Linked DNA regions of Homo sapiens: region 2 is linked to region 1. A link is an interaction called in ENCODE POLR2A ChIA-PET data of the cell type or tissue named here. Cell type or tissue: CD4-positive, alpha-beta T cell. All regions are shown on one strand. Region 1 overlaps SLC4A5 (solute carrier family 4 member 5). Region 2 overlaps MTHFD2 (methylenetetrahydrofolate dehydrogenase (NADP+ dependent) 2, methenyltetrahydrofolate cyclohydrolase).

Evidence for each region. Peaks named below come from ENCODE experiments on the same cell type or tissue, not always from the same donor. Only the 100,000 strongest peaks of a DNase experiment are listed, where the experiment ranks them.
Region 2: POLR2A ChIA-PET joins it to region 1 with 7 read pairs; 4 of 35 experiments call an interaction of 5 or more read pairs at or near these places.

Annotation. Positions count from the first base shown.
Region 1 is chr2:74,288,883-74,292,882 of GRCh38, reverse strand. All of the region lies in intron 7 of SLC4A5 (solute carrier family 4 member 5), which reads left to right. Among named protein-coding and RNA genes, the nearest start is that of SLC4A5, 53 kb to the left of the region's middle. RefSeq lists enhancers at 2,301-2,360, 2,105-2,605, 2,606-3,106. In CD4-positive, alpha-beta T cell, no CTCF peak of the experiment used is centred here; DNase peaks (open chromatin) are centred at 1,682 and 2,172; H3K4me3 peaks cover 534 bases; H3K27ac peaks cover 1,875 bases.
Region 2 is chr2:74,203,899-74,207,898 of GRCh38, reverse strand. It overlaps MTHFD2 (methylenetetrahydrofolate dehydrogenase (NADP+ dependent) 2, methenyltetrahydrofolate cyclohydrolase), which reads right to left. Exons shown (of 8, transcript NM_006636.4): 2 at 2,010-2,194; 3 at 73-195. Among named protein-coding and RNA genes, the nearest start is that of MTHFD2, 7.3 kb to the right of the region's middle. RefSeq lists enhancers at 1,432-1,531, 1,062-1,641. In CD4-positive, alpha-beta T cell, no CTCF peak of the experiment used is centred here; DNase peaks (open chromatin) are centred at 1,568 and 2,068; H3K4me3 peaks cover 1,075 bases; H3K27ac peaks cover 1,910 bases.

The sequences.
Region 1 (4,000 bases):
CAAAGCTGACCGTGTAGCCACCCATCAGGGAGCCGATGAGAGAGAGAATGTCTGAAAGGACTTGCCCAGAGCTGAGGACCCCAGGATCGTGTCCTGATGTTGACTTCCAGATGGCCATAATGGCTCCCAGATCTTTACTAAGAGTTGAAGTCCACACTGCTTGCTAGTTTGCAGGCCACTAGATCATTTTGTGCTAAGTCAGTCCCCACCCAGTAAAAGCATGATTCTTTGTGTGGCTTTAGTGTGCCTCCTGAAGCGGTCCCCATGGAGGTTATGTTTCTCCCAGCAACTGCTGTTAGAATCCATTCCTATAGTTGGGCTGGCACTTTGTGACTCTTGCTGTTAGCTATAGAACAGAGGGGCTATTACCTGTGGCATTTCTCATTATGTGGATTAACTTCTGACGTGCTGCACACATGTGGGATCCGCAGGGCATTAGAGAAACCCTGACCCAGTGGCCCAGCATGTGGTGAGCTAAACCTTCTGTGGGCAGAAGGGAGGGGCAGAGACAGCGTAGGGGCCTGGGATGGAGGGCCAGAGGTAGCATGGGAGGAGCATGGAGTCTAGAAGCTGAGAAGGATTGGGCCCTTGGAATGTTTAGAGGGAACAGGCTGGTAACTGGTAGTAACAGAGGAAGCATCTCACCTGCTGGCATCAACAATAATAGCAATATCACCTATTGAGTGACTGGTGTACACGAGTGCTGTGCCAGCCAGTCACATTACATGTATTATCTCATTGAATCCCTGCCACAGTCCAGTGAGGGGGGCGTGATTATTACCGCTTCATAGATGAGGAAACTAAGGCTCAGTGGGAGCTTGATGTCTTGCCAGGATCCTACTGCTAGTAATAGCAGAGTCTGGAGTTGAGCCCAGGTCTGGGCTCTTAAAACACCACATGAATAAAGAGGGTCTTTTTGGGATCCTTGGCCATCTTTTTTTGGGTATTGAGGCCACCCACAGGGCCTGACTTGGTGTGGCCTGCTGTGGCCACTCAGAAGGAGCTGGGTCAACCTCAGCCACAGTGCAGTGGAAGCTGCAGAGCCTGGGACCCTCAGGCAGGGCCTGGTGTCCTCTGCTTCTGTTTTCTCAGCTTTAAAACGGGCATACTTGTGGCCACGTGTGATGGCTCACACCTGTAATCCCAACACTATGGGAGGCTGAGGCGGAAGGATTGTCTGAGCACAGGAGTTCAAAACCAGCCTTGCAAAACATAGCAAGACCCTGTCTCTAAAAATAAAATAATAAAATGGGCGTACTTGATCCTCGAGCCTCAGGTATGAAAATGTCACCAGTGGAGCCAGCCTCAATGGGGCAGTGTAGGGGGAGAATGTCAGATGTCTGTTCTCCCCCAGGCTCTGCTAACCTGTGTTGGGGCCTAGGGGGCCTATGGGGTAAACTGGGTCTTGGTTTTCTCATCCGTGAAATGAAGGGTTTGGACTTGACCATCACTAAGCTCCCTCCCAGCTCTAAGACTTAGTGAATTCAGGGTTTGTAACTCCCTGGAGCAGCCACCACTCAGTGACCTCCAATCAACCTTGGCACATTCTAAGTACTCAGTAAGCACTTGTTAAACCAAACCCAGGAGATTAGGAGTTTCTCAGAAGAGCAAAATAATTCCCCAGTGGAGTTTACCTCACACTCTGAAGTGACGAGCTTCCACTGTCCGTGGGCTCTCAGAAAACACCTGCCGAGTGGTGACACTTGGCACTTTGCCTGAGAGGTGGAGGAACAGGAAGTGTATCAGGAGTTTGGGTTTAAAGTTGGGGAGGAAAGAAACCAGCTACATAGCACATTATCGAGCACTGCTTGGTCAGTGTGAGACCCCACAGCAAACACTCCCCTCCAGCAACCCCACTCCACCTTTGGGGCTGTGTGGTGGAGAGGAAGGGCCCTGCTAGGTTCCTCTCCAGCCAGCTCACCTGCCACCAAGGCTCCTAAGGAGGCCCTGGGGAATCTCACAGCACATCCTACCCCTGCCTTTATAAAGGGGCCTGCAGAGAGGATCCTGGGCTCTCCTAGAGACCACAGGCACATAGGAAGCACTCATGGGGAAGGGGGTAAAGGGGCAGTTTTGCCAGTCCTCTCACAGGTCCTCAGCTGCCACCACCCCTGCTGCTGTGGAGACCCGGCTTCCTGCTTGAGGTTCTGCTGCAGCCACTGAGCCTTTCTCTCTCTAGTGCACCTGAGATTTCTCTCTCACCCTCTCACTTCTCTCTCTCTCTTGCTCACTTCTCTCTCTCTCTCTCTCTCTCTCTCTCACTTCTCTGTCTCTCTCTCTGTCTCTCTCTCTCTCAGATCTTTAATTAACTCAGTGTAGCTTTTCTCTCTCAAACACTTTTGCATAATCTTTCTCACACTTACACTTACCACACCTATATTCTCTCTACATATAGCCTCTCTCTCCACCTCCCCAGTCCTTCACACATTCCTTTTCTCTCTCTCTTTTTCTCCCCTCAAACCCCCCTTCTTCTCTCCCCACACCTCCCCTGGTGCTTAACTGGAAACAAAAGTGAGTTTGTTGTGTGAAGAAGAGGACCTGTGGAAGTAGCAGCCAGGGAGGCAGCAGCGGAAGCAGGCTGGGGCCAGAGGCAGCATCGACAGCCAGGGACCCCAGCGCTCAGCTGTTCCAGGGAGCAGGTAATGCCCCAGGCAGAACTGGTTTGCATCCTGCTCTCTGCCTGTCTCCTCTCTCCAGGACCTGTCCATTTATTTGCCTTCTTGTCTGGCCTTGAAGGGGAAAGGGGATTCCAGACTTAGGGAATGGCAGGCACAGGGGCCCAAGGAGTAGCATGCCCTCCTCTTCAGGGATGTGGTCTGCTGTGGCTGGGGTCGGGGTGGCTGGGTGAGGGACATGCTAGAACCTAGAAAGGCAGGTTAGGGCTATATTATGAGGGGTGGTTTGAGCCATGTCACTGACCCCTAGGCTTTAGGCAATAGAGAGACATTGAAAGTTTTTCAACTGGTGAATAACATAATCAAATCTACATTTTATTTTATTTTATATTTTATTTTCTTTTTCATGCCATCCTCCAAGGTACATCAAATCTACATTTTAAAAGAGTAGTTACTGATTTCTGATCCCAGGGAGAATTGGTATGGCCCCTCAGAATCAAGCAGTCACAGTTTTCTCAATTTTAAGAAAAAATAAGGTTATTTTCTCAATTGTTGGTTTTTTGTCTATAAAATTTCTTTAAACATTTGGTGTCTGCTAGCAAGCGCCAGCAATCAATAAGACAATGGAAAGGATGTAAGTTAAAAGTAATAGGCTGGGTCCAGTGGCTCATACCTTTAATCCTGGCACTTTAGGAGGCTGAAGCAGGTGGATTTCTTGAGCTCAGGAGTTCGAGACCAGCCTGGGCAACATGGTGAAACCTCGTCTCTACAGAAAATACAAAAATTAGCCAGGCATGGTGACATGAGCTAGTACTCCCAGCTGCTCTGGAGGCTGAAGTGGGAGGATCACTTGAACCCAGGTGGTGGAGGTTGCAGTGAGCCAAGATTGTGCCACTGCACTCCAGCCTAAGCAAAAGAGTGAGACTCTGTCTCAAAAAAAAAAAGTAATAGAAAAATTGAGAAATTTAAAATTCATTTAAATACATGAGTCCATGAGTTCTGTAGATAATAGTGTGTTCTGCTAGTAAAATGATTTCTAACTCATATGTATAGTGTTTTATGGTGCTATTCAAAGAGAACCATGACTCCCAGGAGCCCATTGTGTGAACATGTTTGAAATGTTTTAAAAGCACACTCTACTGCTACATAGGGAATGGGATTAAATGGGACAACCAGAGGCAATGGCAACAGTAGGTGGCTATTGCAGTGATAGGAGCAGATGATGAGAGCCAGAACCAAGATGGTGGCAATGGGTGGGGAAAAAAGGAGAGAGCCAAAAAATGTTTATGAAGCAAATGAAAGACATTAGTGTCCAGTTGGACATGAATTGTGAAAAAGAAGGAGCTTCAGGAATGAGTCCAGCATTGTCTAGATGGGTAGGTGGC
Region 2 (4,000 bases), 85 kb after region 1:
GAGAGAGAGAGGGAGGGAGAGGGAAAGGAGCAGAAGCAGCAGCAATCATGTTAAATGGAGTCCAAAACTCACCTGGAAGAGGCAACTGAACAAGGAGGCCATCTACATTATCATCATTATTCAGTTTATTGATTAAATTCAACAATTCTTCCTCTGAAATTGAAGCTGGTTTCATAATTGTCTCACTGTTGATTCCTATTATAAGAAATTTTGAGGTTAAAAAAATTTTTGAGGCATTTAATGAGCACTGCTATGTTGCCTACCATACTTGGCTACCATACGGGTTTTGTATCATCACACTCATCCCTAAAAGCTGAAGTAGCTCAAGGAACCTAAAAAAGTAACTTCACAAATATATACACCAGAGAATACTAGCTTAACACATCCTGTATACCTCATTCTATGCAATCTTCATTAACCTTATTTTACAGACAGACTGAGGCTCAGAGAGGTTTAAAAATAAGCGAGCTAGGCCAGGCACAGTAGCTCACGCCTGTAATCCCAGCACTTTGGGAGGCCAAGGCCAGCGGATCACGAGGTCAGGAGATGGAGACCATCCTGGCTAACACGGTGAAAACCCGTCTCTACTAAAAATACAAAAAATTAGCCAGGCTTGGTGGAACGCGCCTGTAGTCCCAGCTACTTGGGAGGCTGAGGCAGGAGAATCGCTTGAACCTGGGAGGCGGGGGTTGCAGTGAGCTGAGATCGCACCACTGCATTCCAGCCTGCGCAACAGAGCGAGACTCCGTCTCTAAATAAATAAATAAATAAATAAGCGAGCTAATAATACAGCCAGTCTTTCTGGTTCCAAAATCCATGTTCTTTTTTTCTGCACCACACTACCTCCCAATGTCTTAAAATGCCATGGCTTGGCCAGGCACAGTGGCTCACGCCTGTAATCCCAGCACTTTGGGAGGCTGAGGCAGGCGCAGATCACCTGAGGCAGGTGGATCACCTAAGGTCGGGAGTTCGACACCAGCCTGACCAACATGGAGAAACCCCATCTCTACTAAAAATACAAAATTCGCCAGGCATGGTGGCCCATGCCTATAATCCCAGCTACTCGGTAGGCTGAGGCAGGAGAATTACTTGAACCCGGGAGGCGGAGGTTGCGGAGAGCCGAGATCACGCCGTTGCACTCCAGCCTGGGCAACAAGAGCGAAATGCCGTCTCAAAAAACAAAACAAAATGCCATGGCTTGCCATTATCTAGAGGTTTCTAAAGGCTTTCAATTAAAAGAGCAGGAGGCCTCACTCCTCAATAATAAAGAACAGAGAAAACCACAGGCTTACAGGCCAGTAACCCCACCCAGCCACGCGAGTGGTTTCACAGCCCTTCGAAGGAAAGGCCACCTGCTGCTCAGACCACAGGCCCACAGATGGGCAGGCAGAGGCATATCTGAGCCTGCCCACCCACCTCTTGTCCACAGAGACACAGTAATCTGTGGTACCGTGAGACCTAGAACACAAACCCCATCATCCAGACCTGAACTGCTTCTAAACTGCATGTTTGGCTTTAGAACCAATCGGTGAAGAACTTGAAAGCTATTTCCCAGAAGTCAGAGTCATTTCCTTCAAATCTACGACTGTGTTCCTGACCTCATCACTGAGGTCACCTAATACTGTATTGCTCAATCATGCCCCCTAAGCCTCTAAGGCTTTAAGCTGCAAACACTCAAACACCTCCACTGGAGACCCATTATTGCTCAAGGAAAGCAAATGTAAAATGCATTCAGGGTCACCTATCAAATATAAAGACTAAGAACAGAATGTAGCTTATATTCTTTCCAGAAGCCACAGAGAATACCAACCAGTATCTCCTGTCCTACTGTATAAACCCCGAAAGATATAGTCTGATTTCCTATGACAAAGTTTTGGGATACAGTTCAATCACATTAGCCTCCTCTGCTTGGGTTTCCTAATCAGAAAAAAGAAATCATAAATTAGAATGGACTTTGCCTCATATAAACCTCAACTGAACCGCAGTCGAGGTCTCAGAAGGACACATACCCACAACTGCAGCTGCCCTGGTTTTGTTGAGGACATAGGAGTGACTTGCAGGATTCTCGCCAACCAGGATCACACTCAGGTGTGGCCGTTTGTTGCCTGAGGCCACCCACTCTTCTACCTCCTGCCGCACTTCCTGCTTGATCTGCTGGGCCAGTTTCCTTCCAGAAATGACAACAGCTTCATTTCTGCAGAAGGCAACAGAGTCACAAAACCAAATAACTTGAATTTTTATAAAAACTAAAACTCTGCCAGGTGTAGTGGCTTATGCCTGTAATCCCAGCACTTCGGGAGGCCGGGGCAGGAGGATGGCTTGAGCCCAGGAGTTTGAGACTGGCCTGGGCAACATGGCAAAACCCTGTCTCTGCTAAATAAATAAATAAATGAATGAATATATCCAGCTACATATGGAGGGGGATAAAGTTGATAGAAATCATTATTATCATTAATTTGAAGCTCAGGGAGTTTAAGTGACTGACAGCGCTTGGTCAAGCTGAGTCTCACATCAGTCTGGGCTCTTAACTGCTACACCACCCTGCGCCCTGATCATTACTAAGTGTTTTACAGTTTTAATTTGCAATTGTTTGACCCCTCACCATGAGGTTAAATAGTTTTTCTTATCTGCTTATATGCCATTTGTAGTTCGTGTTTTGTCCCTGTTGTTAGCAGCCAGGCATGTATTTCAAATCATTTCCCAGTCAACTGACTTCATTTTTATGGTGGTTTAAATCGATAAATTATATTCTGTAGTTGAATAAACAAACAATATAGGCCGGGCACGATGGCTCACGTTTGTAATCCCAGCACTTTGGGAGGCCGAGGAGGGCAGATCACAAGGTAAGGAGTTCGAGACCAGCCTGGCCAACACATGAAACCCTGTCTCTACTAAAAATACAAAAATTAGCTGGGCGTAGTGGTGGGCTCCTGTAATCCCAGCTACTCAGGTGGCTGAGGCAGGAGAATCACTTGAAACCAGGAGGCAGAGGTTGCGGTGAGCTGAGATTGTGCCACTGCACTCCAGCCTCGGTGACAGAGCTAGACTCCGTCTCAAAAATAAACAAACAAACAAACAACATACTGGACAGGTCAAACATCAAAATGACCACCACTCCCCACAGTCCCTTCTGGGGAAGACTTTCCTGGTAAGAATAGGGGCAGGGCAGGGGACTGGAGGAAGCTCCTTCTCACAGTTGGCAATGTGCTCTTCCCAGGGACCCCACCATATCATCCAAAGCTGACAGACCAGGAGTGAGTATGTGACGCCAAGGGCAACAATCTCTAGGCTGGCCAGTGGTCCAGTTGGCGCAAAAGCTTAGCTCAACAGAGCAGTGAGAGTTAGTTGAACCAGTAAGAGCTCGTCCCTGAGGCAGTTCAAACTAGAACCACAGAACAAAGACAGAAAGAATAGGCAGAATAATAGTCACACCAATGGGAGACAACAGGGCAAGAAATCAGAAAACTGTTGCTGAGGTGGGGAGCAAGAAGAAAAATCAGGATCTAGAAGAACCTCCAGTTCCCAAAACCATGTTCAGCTGCCCGAAAGGCTGTCTCTTCCCAAAGAGAACTGCTTATGCAACTCTTCCTGGGTTCCATGAAACCCAAATGTGGAAGAGTCCCAGTTTTCCTATTTTCACACATGTCCTTACAGTAAAGTGCCCATTACTTAAAGATGAGCATCTGGCCCAGCGTGGTAGCTCAAGCCTGTAATCCCAGCACTTTAGGAGGCCGAGGAGGGTGGATTGCTTGAGGTCAGGAGTTCCAGACCAGCCTGGTCAACATGGCAAAACCCCGTCTCTGCTAAAAATACAAAAATTAGCCAGGCATGGTGGTGCGCGCCTATAATCCCAGCTACTCAGGAGGCTGAGGCAGGAGAATTGCTTGAACCCAGGAGGCAGAGGTTACAGTGAGCTGATATCACCCCACTGCACTCTAGCCTGGGCGACAGAGAAAGACTGCATCTCAAAAAACTAAACTAAACTAAACTAACTAAACTA